Regions from separate parts of the Homo sapiens genome. Here regions 2 and 3 are each linked to region 1. A link is a contact called in ENCODE POLR2A ChIA-PET data. All regions are on one chromosome and are shown on one strand. Each heading gives the region's core, a stretch centred on a gene start or an enhancer-like site at or near the end of the contact. The rest is flanking DNA. Distances are from core to core; before and after follow the strand shown.

Region 1 (4,729 bases), core at 920-3,419:
AACCCATGCACTTGAGAAGAAATTCAACCCCTCTTTTATTAAGTTCCGGGATACCTGTGAACAGCCCCCCCTCCTTTTTTTTTTTTTTTTTTTTTGAGACAGAGTCTTACTCTCAGTCGCACAGGCTGGAGTGCATGCAGTGCCGTGATCTCGGCTCACTGCAACCTCTGCCTCTCGGGTTCAAGCGGTTCTCCTGCCTCAGCCTCCAAAGTAGCTGGGATTTCAGGCGTTCACTACCACGCCGGGCTAATTTTTTTATTTTTAGTAAAGACGGGGTTTCTCCATATTGGGTAGGCTGGTCTCGAACTCCTGACTTCAGGTGATTTGCCTGCCTCGGCCTCCCAAAGTGCTGGGATTACAGGCGTGATCCACCGCAAGCAGCCTAACCCCTCTTTAATTTTTAAAATTTTTAAAAATTTTTTTGAGACGGAATCTCGCTCTGTCGCCAGGCTGGAGAGCAGTGGCGCGATCTCGGCTAACTGCAACCTCCGCCTCTCGCCTGACACCTCTTTTAATGAAAACCTTTCCATTACATCTCTGAAATGCTCCCACTTTGCACGGAAAAAACGGCTGCGAAGCCCCCAATAGGAAACGCAACACGTAGCAGGTGCTCAGTGCATTTAAAAATTTTGAAGAATTTTATTATTAATAATGCGAAACTGACTACCCCTCTGCTAAAAACTCATGCCCCAAATGGCGCATGCGCTTGACTTGCAACTTAACTAAACGCGTCACAGGTACAGGTGTAGGTGGTTAGGGACCCCGGGCGCTCCCATCTGCTCCCTGCCGCGCCCTCTGCCTTTCAGAGCCTCAATCCTTTCGGAAGATACTTTTCAGTTTTCCACTGGGTTAAATGGTGATAGGAAGAGCAATCATCCGTTAAATGAAACCCAAGGTTGAGACAGCGCTTTGTAAAGCAAAGTGCCCGAAGCATTCGTGAGGGGGAGGAGTGTACAGGTTTATTTTAGAGTCCAGGCTGGAATTTGCATTGCTTTTTGTGGATCCACACCTCCCCCTCTCCCAGCCCAGGAAAAGCACTGCAGTGGCTCTCCTGTTTCACAAAGTGAGTTTAAGGAAAGATGTACCGCAGGGGGTTCATTTGCACTGTGAGAACATCATTCATGCAAGAAATGCTGAGTACCTACTATGTGCTAAACAGCGGGTTGGGCTTTTCATAAGGGATAGAGTTACACAATTGAATGCCAATTCATGAGATATGAAATACATTCAACTGTTTCTTAGGGTCAGATTAGGACACAAATGCTAAACAGTCTTCCTGCGCCTCCCCCTGGAGAGGAAATGAAATAGAAAATGAAATTGTGCCAGTAAACCGCTTAGCCGGGTGCCTGGGACATGGCAAACCAGTCCTGAAATAAATAACTGTTTTATTAATAGCAATCTTAGCTAATTAAAATAGATAGCGTTTATTGAGCGTTGGGTATCAGGCACGGTCCTAATTCTTTTAGATGTCTTTAGTTCGTTTCACTCTCCCCCAAACAATAGGGTGGTATTGATCACCTCCGAGCAGGTGAAATTGAGGCACAGAGAAATCCTAGTAGCTGGTAGAAGAACACGCAGTGTGGTCAAGCTAGCAAGGTGTTTGGTCCACTGCTATATCTACAAAACCCCTAACAATGCCTGGTGTATAGATGCTCAGTATGCATTTGTGGGATCAGTGATTCCGATGCCTGCTTCTTATAAAGTTTTTATTTAGAAATAATTACAGGTAAGGAGTTGCAAAAACAGTATAGTGGTCGCGAGTGTCCTTTTTCCCTCGGCTTCTCCCAGGGGTATCGTCTTACGTAACAATGTCCAAACAGGGAAATTGACTTGGGTATAATCCACAGACTCTATTCACCTTGTAAATTGGTTTTAATAGAAGTACTGGACAACTTGTAAGCTAATATCGTTGCTATGGTTCTCGTTCTCAGCTAAAACGGCGCTCTTTACTTTGTGCACCTGAACACTGCACACCGAGGGCGACCACCGCCCCCGAGATGCCCAGCTTCTATTCTAGAGCGCCGCGCCGGCGCCGAATGGGTTAACGGGCGGGGGGACACGCCTCCGTGCGCTTGCGCGGCGTCCCTTCGCCCCGCCTTCGCAGCGCAGTCACATGACCCGCCCAACCGGCGTCCGCCTATAAAAAGCTGAGTGTTGACGTCAGCGTTCTCTTCCGCCGTCGTCGCCGCCATCCTCGGCGCGACTCGCTTCTTTCGGTTCTACCTGGGAGAATCCACCGCCATCCGCCACCATGGTGAGTAACCCTGCCTCGCTGGTGCCCCGGAGCGGCGGCGGGGCCTCCGCGGGGCCTACGCTGCCTAGCCTGGGACGCTGGGGCCCCCCGTGCCAGGAGGAGACGTAGCGGCGGCGGGGCCGGAGGACCCGGGGCTGGGGAAGCGGCCGCCGCCATGTCTGTGCGCCGCGCTGTTCACCGAGCCCTTTCTCCGTTTCCGAGGGCGCCATAACCTTGCCCAGACCTGGTTGGAGCTGGGTTGTTAGCGGGGATGGGGGTGGGGAATGATGATGTGGCAGGCGTAGTAATGGCGGGCACCGCGGTGGAAGCGGGGAGACAGGGAGGCGCCTTATGTAACCCGCGGGCCGCGAGTTTGAGATCGATTTTCTGCCGGGGGACTAGGGGCGGCAGGGAATGGCAGAACGAGCAAAGCGACACCTGAAAGGCTCCCCTTTTCCTTCCAAATACCTTCTCCTGATGCTGTTAATCGTCGACCTTAGGCACTTGTCCTTCCTATGACTCCCAGATGTACAAAGACTCTTATTGAGACACGAGGTGTAGGCTTGTGGCAGTTAGGGCCGTTCCGGCTCCCCGTTATTTCCTGGGGTGGGTGGCCTTGTCTGATCCCGTTTGCCAAGGGGTGACCTTGCATTTTATGATGAAGCTTCTTGCTCGGGGAAGTTTGGGTGGCCCGGTGACAACGTGGAGGGGGCTTTAGGAGAGGATTCATCCCTTACGTGTTTGGCCCCAAATGAGACTTTAGTATTTGTACCTGGTATCAAGGAAATCTGTTGACACTCAGTTTTATTCCTGAGCACTTTTATTTCTGGGTTGTCAATCATGAATGACACCTATTAACGGTGGTTCCTTGGAGATTGCGGGGTGGCTCTTAAGGGGTGTTAGGCTGGCAAGATTCGGTGGGCTTGGGGCACCCCAGCACCAACCCCCTCCTGGCCTTGGGCATGCTGGTTCGTTTGGACTGAACGCTCCGTGCCATGCTGTGTTCCTGGAAATCACGAGCTGGTCTGAGCCTCCTTGTCTTGCCCAGGTGAACTTCACGGTAGACCAGATCCGCGCCATCATGGACAAGAAGGCCAACATCCGCAACATGTCTGTCATCGCCCACGTGGACCATGGCAAGTCCACGCTGACAGACTCCCTGGTGTGCAAGGCGGGCATCATCGCCTCGGCCCGGGCCGGGGAGACACGCTTCACTGATACCCGGAAGGACGAGCAGGAGCGTTGCATCACCATCAAGTCAACGTGAGCTCCCTGTGCCCTCTGTACCCAGGCAGGGAGGTGCTGGCCTGGCAGCTGGAGGCCACTGGGCCAGGGTGCGCGGGGAGAGACTTGGCAACGTCTCTTTCCCCTGGTTTCTTAATTCATGGGAGAATGAGTGAGGTTCAGTCCAGCGAGACAGGATGGAGAGGCACAGGGATTCGGGGTACTGCGAGCTGGAAGGTTTTCTTGAGGAGGGGGCTTAACTCCGTGGTTCTCCCTCCCTGGGGGACTTGCCCCCACTCCTACAATATCTGGAGAGGTTTGGCTGTCACACCTGGGAGGGGAGGGTGTTCTAGTGCTTGGGACGCTGGGAAGCTCCTGTGTTGCACTGGATGATGTTCATTCCATGTCAGTTTCTGGCCCCGATATGAGTAGGGGGAGCGCAGAGTACGGTGACCCCAACTGCTTTTTGTCCTGGGTTGGTACATTGGTGAGGGACTCTGGCTAAGGCTCTTCATTTCCCCTGGAGCAGGGGCAGAAGTGAGGAGGGGAGGGTCGGAGTCTCTGGAGGCTTTTGCCGTCCTGCTGGGTCTTTTAGTTGCTACTTTGAGTCAGGTGTGATGAATCTTGGGACCAAGTCGGTGGGGCAGGATGTCTGGTCAGGAGGGCTCTGAGGATCTGGCTATGGGGCTGGTACCAGGAGTTCCCTGTCATGGGGGTGGCATGTCTCGGACAGAGGCAAAGGACAAGGGTGGGTTGGCTCTTGTGGGAGCCTCTCCAGGGATGAGTCATGGAGGGAGGAGCAGCCTGGCTTCTGACAGCATCCCAGACTCCCTGGGCCAGGTGTGTGGCTCCTGTCCCCCTGACGAGTCCCTCCCTCCATCAGTGCCATCTCCCTCTTCTACGAGCTCTCGGAGAATGACTTGAACTTCATCAAGCAGAGCAAGGACGGTGCCGGCTTCCTCATCAACCTCATTGACTCCCCCGGGCATGTCGACTTCTCCTCGGAGGTGACTGCTGCCCTCCGAGTCACCGATGGCGCATTGGTGGTGGTGGACTGCGTGTCAGGTAAGCAGTGGGTCCCCCTGAGGCACGGCCTGGAACCGGGGGCCATCCTTGCTTGAGGATGACAGCGCCGCCCTGTCCCCCGTGTCCCCAGGCGTGTGCGTGCAGACGGAGACAGTGCTGCGGCAGGCCATTGCCGAGCGCATCAAGCCTGTGCTGATGATGAACAAGATGGACCGCGCCCTGCTGGAGCTGCAGCTGGAGCCCGAG
Region 2 (4,729 bases), core at 860-3,359, about 45 Mb before region 1:
TTTTTTTTTTTTTGAGACGGAGTCTAGCTCTGTCACTCAGGCTGGAGTCCAGTGGCGCAATCTCGGCTCACTGCAACCTCCGCCTCCTGGGTTCAAGCAATTCTCCTTCCTCAGCCTCCTGAGTAGCTGGGATTACAGGCACACACCACTATGCCCAGTTAATTTTTGTATTTTTAGTAGAGACTGGGGTTTGCCATGTTGGCCAGGCTGGTCTTGAACTCCTGACCTCAAGTGATCCACCCGCCTCGGCCTCCCAAAGTGCTGGGATTACAGGCGTGAGCCACCGCGCCTGGCCCCAGAGGGGTCTTTCTGCACCTAGAGCTGCCCCTGCCCCTCCACTGCTCACCACCCTTCCATGGCCTCCTAGTGACCCTCCCAACCTGCAGACACAAAGTCCAGGCCCCATAGCCCAGGAAGGACTCACCAGGATGAGGCCTTGGCCAGGTCAGTGCTCCACAAGCAGCAGGTCCTGGGGACTGGGGACGGGGGGCACCTGTGGGCCCCAAAGTGTCAGCCACAAGTGGGCCACCCTCTCGGCCCCCTCACCCCCTCTTCCCAGCCTGCTCACCTGCTCCCCAGGGCGGGGTGTCCTCCGCCGCGTCCTCTGCCAGTGCAGGCACCAGGCAGCGGCCAGCAGCAGGAGGCCCACGGGCAGCAGCAGTAGGAGGAGCAGAGGGGGCTGCGGGGCTGTCGGGGCTGTGGCCTCCAGGGGCCGGGGACTCCATGGGGGTGGCAGGGTTGAGGAGTCTGGGGAGAAAGAGGAGGCTGGGTGACCAAGGAGAAGGGCTGGGGTAAGGAAGGAAAGAGAGGCCTGGCTGCCACTGGCTGTGTGACCTTGGATGGGCTGCTTGGCCTCTCTGTGCCTCAGTTTGCTCATCTGTAAAACTAGGATAATCATTGTACCTACCTCATCAGACTGTCACAAATTAAATGAGTGAATAGGCTGAGCGCGGTGGCTCACGCCTATAATCCCAGCACTTTGGGAGGCCAAGGTGGGTGGATCACTTGAGGTCAGGAGTTCAAGACCAGCCTGGCCAACATGGTGAAAACCCATCTCTACTAAAAACACAAAAACTAGCCAGGCATGGTATGCGCATCTGTAATCCCAGGTACTCGGAAGGCTGAGGCAGAAGATTCGCTTGAACCCTGGAGATGGAGGTTGCAGTGAGCCAAGATTGCGCCACTGCACTCCAGCCTGGGCGACAGAGCAAGACTCCGACTTAGAAAAAAAAAACAATAGGCTGGGCGCGGTGGCTCACATCTGTAATCCTAGCACTTTGGGAGGCCGAGGCGGGCAGATCACGAGGTCAGGAGATCGAGACCATCCTGGCTGACACGGTGAAACACCGTCTCTACTAAAAATACAAAAAAAAAAATTAGCCGCGTGAGGTGGCAGGCGCCTGTAGTCCCAGCTGCTGGGGAGGCTGAGGCAAGAGAATGGCGTGAACCCAGGAGGCAGAGCTTGCAGTGAGCCGAGATAGCACCCCTGCACTCCAGCCTGGGGGACAGAGCAAGACTCCATCTCAAAAAAAAAAAAAAAAAAAAAGGTAGGCTGGGCACTGTGGCTCACGCCTGTAATCCCAGCACTTTGGGAGGCCAAGGCAGGTGGATCACAAGGTCAGGAGATCGAGACCATCCTGGTTTAACTCGGTAAAACCCCGTCTCTACTAAAAATACAAAAAATTAGCCGGGTGTGGTGGCGGGCGCCTGTGGTCCCAGCTACTTGGGAGGCTGAGGCAGGAGAATGGCATGAACCCGAGAGGCGGAGCTTGCAGTGAGCCAAGATCACGCCACTGCACTCCAGCCTGGGCGACAGTGCGAGACTCCGTCTCAAAAAAAAAAAAAAAAAATTGGTAAACTGAGCTCCAGAAAGAGGAATAAGCTTGCCCTTGTCACAACCAATATGAGAAAGATGGGGTCTGGGATGCACTGTGCAGAGAGGAGGAGCGGCCGTGAGGACAGGAGGGGAAGGAGTGGGGGTGCCTGGAAGCCTTTACCGGGCTGACACTGCAGCTCCAGGCACCGGGAGAAGTTCTGGCGAGTGATCCAGGGCTTCAGCGCCACCAGCTGCTCGGAGGTCTCCTGCAGGAGGCGGGAGATGTTGGTCTGGACGAAGCGAAGACAGCTGGGGGGGGGCTGGGAGCAGGGGAGGGAGACGTCACCACCACGTCATCCCCCCACCGCCCCTCCGCAGGCCAAAGGCCCTTCCCTGCTGGCGATGCCCAGCAACAGGGCCCAGTGAGCTCTGGCTCTCAGAGTTTATTTATTTAATTAATTAATTTTTTTTTGAGATAGAGTCTCACTCTGTTGCCCAGGCTGGAGTGGTGAAATGCAACCTCTGCCTCCCAGGTTCAAGTGATTCTCCTGCCTCAGCCTCCTCAGTGGTTGGGACTATAGGTGCCCACCACCATGCCCAGCTATTTTTTGTATTTGTAGTAGAGACGGGGTTTCTCCATGTTGGCCAGGCTGGTCTCGAACTCCTGACCTCAGGTGATCTGCCCACCTTGGCCTCCCAAAGTGCTGGGATTGTAGGCATGAGCCACCGTGCTTGGCCATATTTATTTATTTATTTATTTTTAAGACAGAGTCTCGCTCTGTTGCCCAGGCTGGAGTACAGTGGCGCAATCTCGGCTCACTGCAAGCTCCGCCTCCTGGTTTCACGCCATTCACCTGCCTCAGCCTCCCAGGTAGTTGGGACTACAGGCGCCTGCCACCACGCCCGGCTAATTGTTTGTATTTTTAGTAGAGATGGGGTTTCATTGTGTTAGCCAGGATGGTCTTGATCTCCTGACCTTGTGATCCGCCCGCCTCGGCCTCCCAAAGTGTGGGATTACAGGCGTGAGCCACCGTGCCCAGCCTATTTATTTATTTATTTATTTATTTATATTTTTTAGTAGAAACGGGGTTTCTCTATGTTGGCCAGGCTGGTCTCGAACTCCTGACCTCAGGTGACTCGCCCGCCTCGGCCTCCCAAAGTTACTTTATTATTTATTTATTTTTTGGGGACAGAGTCTTGCTCTGTCACCCTGGCTGGAGTACAGTGGCACGATCTCGGCTTACTGCAACTTCTACCTCCCGGGTTCAAGGAATTCTGCCTCAGCCTCCTGAGTAGCTGGGACTACAGGCGCGCGCCACCATGCCCAGCTAATTTTTGTATTTTTAGTAGAGACGGGGTTTCACCACATTGGCCAGGGTGGTCTCAAACTCCTGACCTCGTGATCTGCCCGCCTCGGGCTCCCAAAGTGCTGGGATTACAGGCGTGAGCCACTGTACCCAGGCTTTTATTTTATTTTTATTTTTTTGGAGATGGAGTCTTGCTCTGTCGCCCAGGCTGGAGGGCAGTGGTGTGATCTCGGCTCACTGCAACCTCTGCCTCCTGGGTTCAAGCAATTCTCCTGCCTCAGTCTCCCAAGTAGCTGGGACTACAGGTGCCCACCACCATGCCTGGCTAATTTTGTTTTTGTATTTTAGTAGAGATGGTTTTCATCACGTTGCCGAGGCTGGTCTCGAACTCCTGAGCTCAGGCAATCCACCCGCCTCAGCCTCCCAAAGTGCTGGGATTACAGTCGTGAGCCACCATACACGGCCTATTCTATGTTTTGAGACAGGGTCTTGCTCTGTCGCTCAAGCTGGAGTGCAGTGGCCCAATCATAGCTCATCGCAGCCTCGACCTCCAGGGCTCAAGTGATCCTCCCACCTCAGCCTTCTGAGTAGCTGGGACCACAGGTGGGCACCACCATGCCTGGCTAATTTATTTTTATTTTTGTGCAGAGATGAGGTTTCACTGTGTTACCCGGGCTGGTCTTGAACTCCTGGGCTCAAATAATCCTCCCACCTTGGCCTCCGAAAGTGCTGGGATTACAGGTGTGAGCCACTGCACCCAGCCCTCAGAGAGAGGTTTTTGTTTGTTTGTTTTGTTTTTGAGACAGTTTCACTCTGTCTCCCAGGCTGGAGTGCAGTGGCATGATCTCGGCTCACTGCAGCCTCTGGCTCCCGGGTTCAAGCGATTCCTGTGCCTCAGCCTCCTGAGCCACCATGCCCGGCTAATTTTTGTATTTTTAGTACAGCCGGGATTTCATCATGTTGGCCAGGCTGGTCTCAAACTCCTGACCTCAAGTGATCCGCCCACCTCAGCCTCCCAAAGTGCTAGGATTACAGGAGTGAGCCACCACGCCCGGCCTCCTCAGTTTAGAGACCCCTTCTCTCCCTGTTTTTTTTTGGGGGAAGAACCCCTCAGTGGCACCCTTCATCATGGCCTAGGAAACCGGGGCCCCAGAATGGGACCAGACTGCTCCCCATCACCGGTGCCTGGGGACGTGTTGTTCTGTAGGAACAGGGCTCTGCAGGGTGGCGCTTCTCGCTCTACCTTCGTTGGGTGGCTATGGTCCAAATCGCCAATAAGGCCTAGTGGAGCTTTACTTCTAATTCGTAGGAAGGCATCTCCCTCCCCTCACTTGTCCCCTAAGTTGAGGGCTGACCTGAAAGGCACATTTGGTGACAAAGTGTATCTCCGTGTTCACGCGCTCCAGCAAGCCTTGCATCTTGGACCCAGCGACAGTCTTGAGCCGCTCCATCCAGCGCTGTGCCAGGACCAGCCGCCAGAGGCCCCCGCAGAGCTCCTCCTAGAGGGGAGAACCCACGGGTCTGAGGGAGGAGCTGGGCACGGGGCTGCTGGGTCTGAGGGAGGAGGGGCTGGGCCGGGGCTCCTGGGTCTGAGGGAGGAGGGGCT
Region 3 (4,729 bases), core at 222-2,721, about 44 Mb before region 1:
GAGGTCAGGAGTTCGAGACCAGCTTGGCCAATATGGTGAAACCCCGTCTCTACTAAAAATACAAAAATTAGCTGGGTACGGTGGCTCACATCTGTAATCCCAGCTACTCGGGAAGCTGAGGCAGGGGAATCGCTTGCACCTGGGAGGTGGAGGTTGCAGTAAGCCGAGATGGCGCCATTGCACTCCAGTCTAGGGCACAAAGTGAGACTCCCTCTCAAAAACAAAACAAAACAAAACAAAAAACAAAAAAAAAAACCTACAAAAAAAATCAGAAGCGTGCTGGGAGCTTGGGGGTCCTGGGCGAGGAGGGAGCCGGACGCAAAATCCTCAGGTCCTGGGGGAAGATGGACTGTGGGCAATGCTGAAGGTCAGTGTGACGTGATGCAGCCTGGCTGGAATGTTCCACAGGCATCTCCAGCTTAATTTGGTCAAAACGGAATGCCTGATTTCCCCTTAAATACTCCCTTTCGACCACCTCAGTCATGGCACCGTCATTCACCAGCTGCGGCGGCTCTCAGCAAGTCCTTTTGGCTCCTCTTTCAAGACTCCTAGCGTGGCCCAACGTTCTCCACCTCCACAGCCACGCCATCCTGCACCGCACAGCTTCCTCTCACCTCCCCGCTCGCCTCCAAATTATTCTCCCTGAAGCAGCCAGGGGCCCCTCCTGCAACCTCAATCCAAACACGTCAGGCCCCTGCCTCCTGCCCTTGCACGGCTTCCATCTGCTAAGAATCCAGCCAGAGGCCCTCCTGGGGCGGCCCAGGCCCCACGCGACCGGCCGCCTGCCTCTGCCCTCCCCTCCCGCCGCACTCCCCTCTTCGCCACCAGCGGGCTCCGCGCCTCTTCCTGCCTCTGCCTGCCACGGAGCCGGCCGCCCTGCATGCAGTTCATCCGGGGAGGCGGCAGGAAAGGGTGACATAGTGGCGGGACCCGCTGTTTACCCTGGGACCTCATCTCCCACGACCTTCTTGGGTCGATGACTCCGTTTCCCTGGCACCTGTGGGAAAGAGAAGTGGGGAATTCTATTTTCTCATTTGGAACTCCATTTCCCACCAGCCCCCGGGGCCGCGGCGGTCAAAGCCTCCTCTACCCTCCACAAAAGTACGGGATCTGACTAAGAAAAAGAAGACAAACGCCGCCACGGAGTCTCGGGAAACTGCGACGCCCGGAAAAACCTCGGGTCTGGGTCACCGTGGCTTTGGCGCCGCACAGCCTGCCGATAACTGTAGTCCACCTTCCCGCGGAGGGGCGCAGGGTACCCCCACCGCGGGGGCCTTCAGGCCGGCAGGTGCCTGTGGCCAAGGGCGGGACAGGGATCAAAGCCCGAAATTCCGAAGCGCCGCATCCCATCGGAGAGCTCAAAAGCGAACACAGCGGGCAGGAGGGACTACAACTCGCGGCACGCCTCGGGGCCACAGGCGCCTCTCCCACCCGCGTCCCGGTCCCTGCTGGGACTTGTAGTTTGTTAACTAAAGAGCGCCTCAGCTTCAAAGGCGGGCATGGGAGAGTGACATGGGACCTCCCAATCCGCCATCGCACCCTGCTCGGGATCCACGAGCCCTTGTTCTTTGGGGACACCACACATACCCCAACTGGAGGGCAAAAGGTCACAGACCTTAGCCCAGGATTCAGGGGTACCCCACATGCCAAGACTTCACCTTCATAGAGGCGATCCTCGAATTTCTTTGGCTGTCAAGAATCCCAGGAAAGACGTTCAGAACGCAGGTCCTCAGCCCTATCCTTGACACAAAATGTCCTCCAAAGGAGGCTGATCCTTTGAGAACAGACAAGCCTGGCTCTGGCACTGGCCCACAGTCCTGCCCTCTTAGCCCGATCTAAGGCTGCCCAGCCCTTCAGGACATCCCATCAGCAAGGCCCTTGCAGGACATGGGCCACCTCCCCACTCATCCTTCCCTGACCCTCCCTGAGGTGGTCGCATGTTCTTCCAGCTCCAGGTTGTCCTCAAAGCCCTGGCCCAGCTCACAACCTCACCAGCTTCATCTCCTGCCCCTCAAAGACCTCAAGCCCCATGAAAGCAACGATGGGAACTAGCTGATGGCTGTAGCGTAACTGGCTGATGGCTGTCAAGTAACTTCTAGAATGAATGCTAGACCTTGACCCTGAATCCCTGCATTCTAAACTCTGTCCCCGGCCAATTCCAACTCCAGACTCCCACCATATTAACCTTCTCCCTTTACTCCACTCCTGCTGGGCTCGGGGTGAAACCAGAACAGACCCACCGGGACAGCCCAGGCAGCACCCAGAGACAGGCGGGTCCAGGCCCCTGTCCAGGGAAACAGGCTGGCTCCACGGAGCACCTCGACTCTGTCAACCCCAAGAAATGAGGGGGTCAGCAGGCCAAGTGGTTAAATAATTAATAAGATTACCAACAGCGTGTTAATTACAAAGAACAGTGAGGAGCTAGAGGTGGTGAATTTTCCAAACAGGGAACCAGGATCCACAGCCCCAAGGCCCAGGGGTCCGGCCACCCAGGCGGGGCAGCTCCGTAATAAATAATGGAGTTGGGGGCAGGGGGTCAGGGCTGCTCCTGCTTCTTCTTGACTGAAATCCGCTTCTTTCTCGCTGCCAGCATCTCATAGAAGGGGTCCACACTCACAGCCGCCCTGCAGAAGGGGAGGGGTCCCAGGATGAGGGCCAAGGAGTCCAGGCCTCCAGCCCCTCCTCCCTCATACCCAGGAGGAGTCTCAGACCCCCGGCCCCTCCTCCCTCAGACCCAGGAGTCCAGGCCCCCGGCCCCTCCTCCCTCAGACCCAGCAGTCCAGGCCCCCGGCCCCTCCTCCCTCAGACCCAGGAGTCCAGGCCCCCGGCCCCTCCTCCCTCACACCCAGGAGTCCAGGCCCCCGGCCCCTCCTCCGTCAGACCCAGGAGTCCAGGCCCCCGGCCCCTCCTCCGTCAGACCCAGGGGTCCAGGCCCCCGGCCCCTCCTCCGTCAGACCCAGGTGTCCAGGCCCCTGCCCCTCCTCCGTCAGACCCAGGAGTCCAGGCCCCAGCCCCTCCTCCGTCAGACCCAGGCGTCCAGGCCCCAGCCCCTCCTCCATCAGACCCAGGCATCCAGGCCCCTGCCCCTCCTCCATCAGACCCAGGAGTCCAGGCCCCAGCCCCTCCTCCATCAGGCCCAGGAGTCCAGGCTCACTGGATGGACTTGATCCACTCGTCCTTCTCCTCCTGCGTGGGGGCCGAGATCCGGTACACCATGTGGTTTCCCTCCACCACTCGGCCGTCCGCCTCAGTTTTGCAGGCTTTGATGAGCTGCCCCTTGTTGTTGGGGATGTAAAGTTCAAAGCAGTTCTGGGGACGAGAGAGGAAGGGCGCAGGTAAGAACCAGCCCTGGGCAGAGGAGGCCCCGCCCTGGCAGGAAGGTGTACAGAGAGGGTCTTACCGGTTTCCGGGGGTCGTCCACCTCTCGGATGCTCAGATTCTCCAGGGGGATGATTCCTCGGGGCTCCTTGTCCTGAAGAAGCAAGGTGGACAGAACTCAGACTTCCAAGTCCTCACCCCACCCCACCTCCCTCAGCCCCAGGAGTCCAGGCTCCCAGCCACTCCGCCCAGGACCCCAGAGCCCGGGTCGGGTCACGCTCACCGTGGTGTACTCAAAGTAGTAGAGGCAGTTGTCTGTGAGGATAAACCAGCGCCGCTTCCACGTCTTCACCCGGCCCCCTGAAAGGGAAGGGGTGGGAGGGGGCCTGGGCTCAACAGGGGGACAGGGCCTCTGGGAGATGGGAGGGGCGTGAGAAGCAGAGCAAGAGCGGTAGAGGTGGGGCTCCTGGGGCCTAGACAAAGCCGCTGCGTTGGGGGAGACAGACAAGCAGGGCCAGGCATGTTGGGGCTCCAGGAATCGTCCACCCCCAGCTTGGGGCTCCACATTTTCTGAGTCTGTCAGTCCCAGCCCAGGAGCCTGAGCCCCCAGCCCCCTCCTCCTGTGGGCAGGAGGCCAGGGCGCCAGGGCGCCAGGGCAGCCCCCTCCCCTCGTCTAGTGATGGGAGACAAAGACAGGTCGTGTACCTACCTCCTGGGGCAGACAGCGAGAAAGCAGGCAGGACCAGGTGCAGGAGAAGGGAAGGCGGGAGAATGGAGCACCCCCAAGAGCCGCAGGCGACAGAAACAGGGTGGGCACAGGGAGGGGTGCGCAGGGGCAGGACAGAGAGGCAAACACAGGAGAGAGGGAAAGACGCAGAGAGGAGGGGAGGGAGAGAGAGGGAAGAAAACCAGTTACATCCACGAGGGTGGGGATGGCCGGGGCTCCTCCCTCCCAGAGAGGCCAAGGGCCATGAGCCCCGGGTGGCAGCCTTGAAAACCCCTTGCTTCGGTACAGGGCCCCAGCCTACCCCCTAGGGTCTGTCCTAGGCCAGGAGCATCCTCCCTTGACATGGTAAAAGTGCCTCTGCCCTGGAGGAGGCCCCCACAGGACAGAAGGCAAAACCCCCAGCCCTTGGTCTGAGGTGGGTGTGAGGGCCCATCTCAGCTCCTGCACAAACTGGCTGTGTGACCTCAGGGCACTCTCTTGGACTCTCTGGACTCCAGCCTGGAGACTCACTCGGGCCTACACCTTCCTGTGGCAAAATGACCTGCTGCTGGCTTCCTTGTGGGCCCAGGGTTAAACAATGACAGTAAGAATGGCTTTTATTAGGCATGGAGTAGCAACCACCATCACCAATCTCCACTCCTGTATTTCCATCTTTTAAGGAAGGGGTCCCTCTAACTGGCACAA

Evidence for each region. ChIA-PET counts read pairs that join two places held with the same protein, here RNA polymerase II (POLR2A).
Region 2: POLR2A ChIA-PET joins it to region 1 with 13 read pairs in AG04449. The contact joins the enhancer-like site here to the promoter of EEF2 in region 1. POLR2A ChIA-PET finds 5 or more read pairs at or near these places in 2 of 52 experiments (AG04449 and AG04450).
Region 3: POLR2A ChIA-PET joins it to region 1 with 5 read pairs in CD4-positive, alpha-beta T cell. The contact joins the enhancer-like site here to the promoter of EEF2 in region 1. POLR2A ChIA-PET finds 5 or more read pairs at or near these places in 2 of 52 experiments (BJ and CD4-positive, alpha-beta T cell).

The regions. Positions count from the first base shown.
Region 1 is chr19:3,982,903-3,987,631 of GRCh38, reverse strand. EEF2 (eukaryotic translation elongation factor 2) reads left to right here and starts at 2,169. Exons shown (of 15, transcript NM_001961.4): 1 at 2,169-2,254; 2 at 3,282-3,496; 3 at 4,341-4,522; 4 at 4,614-4,729. The coding sequence starts at 2,252. RefSeq lists enhancers at 1,934-1,983, 3,239-3,458, 2,752-3,603 and a silencer at 2,264-2,373.
Region 2 is chr19:49,476,316-49,481,044 of GRCh38, reverse strand. FLT3LG (fms related receptor tyrosine kinase 3 ligand) reads right to left here. Exons shown (of 9, transcript NM_001459.4): 5 at 4,479-4,622; 6 at 1,998-2,136; 7 at 569-747; 8 at 425-493. The coding sequence ends at 446. Among named protein-coding and RNA genes, the nearest start is that of FLT3LG, 4.5 kb to the right of the region's middle. Within about 2 kb of position 2,109, at least 19 of the 41 ENCODE cell types and tissues checked have a DNase peak (open chromatin) inside an H3K27ac peak, as active enhancers do.
Region 3 is chr19:48,477,018-48,481,746 of GRCh38, reverse strand. It overlaps CYTH2 (cytohesin 2), which reads right to left. Exons shown (of 12, transcript NM_004228.7): 9 at 3,602-3,678; 10 at 3,401-3,472; 11 at 3,155-3,309; 12 at 1-2,624. The coding sequence ends at 2,537. Among named protein-coding and RNA genes, the nearest start is that of CYTH2, 10 kb to the right of the region's middle. Within about 2 kb of position 1,471, at least 29 of the 41 ENCODE cell types and tissues checked have a DNase peak (open chromatin) inside an H3K27ac peak, as active enhancers do; they include CD4-positive, alpha-beta T cell, where a contact is called at or near this core.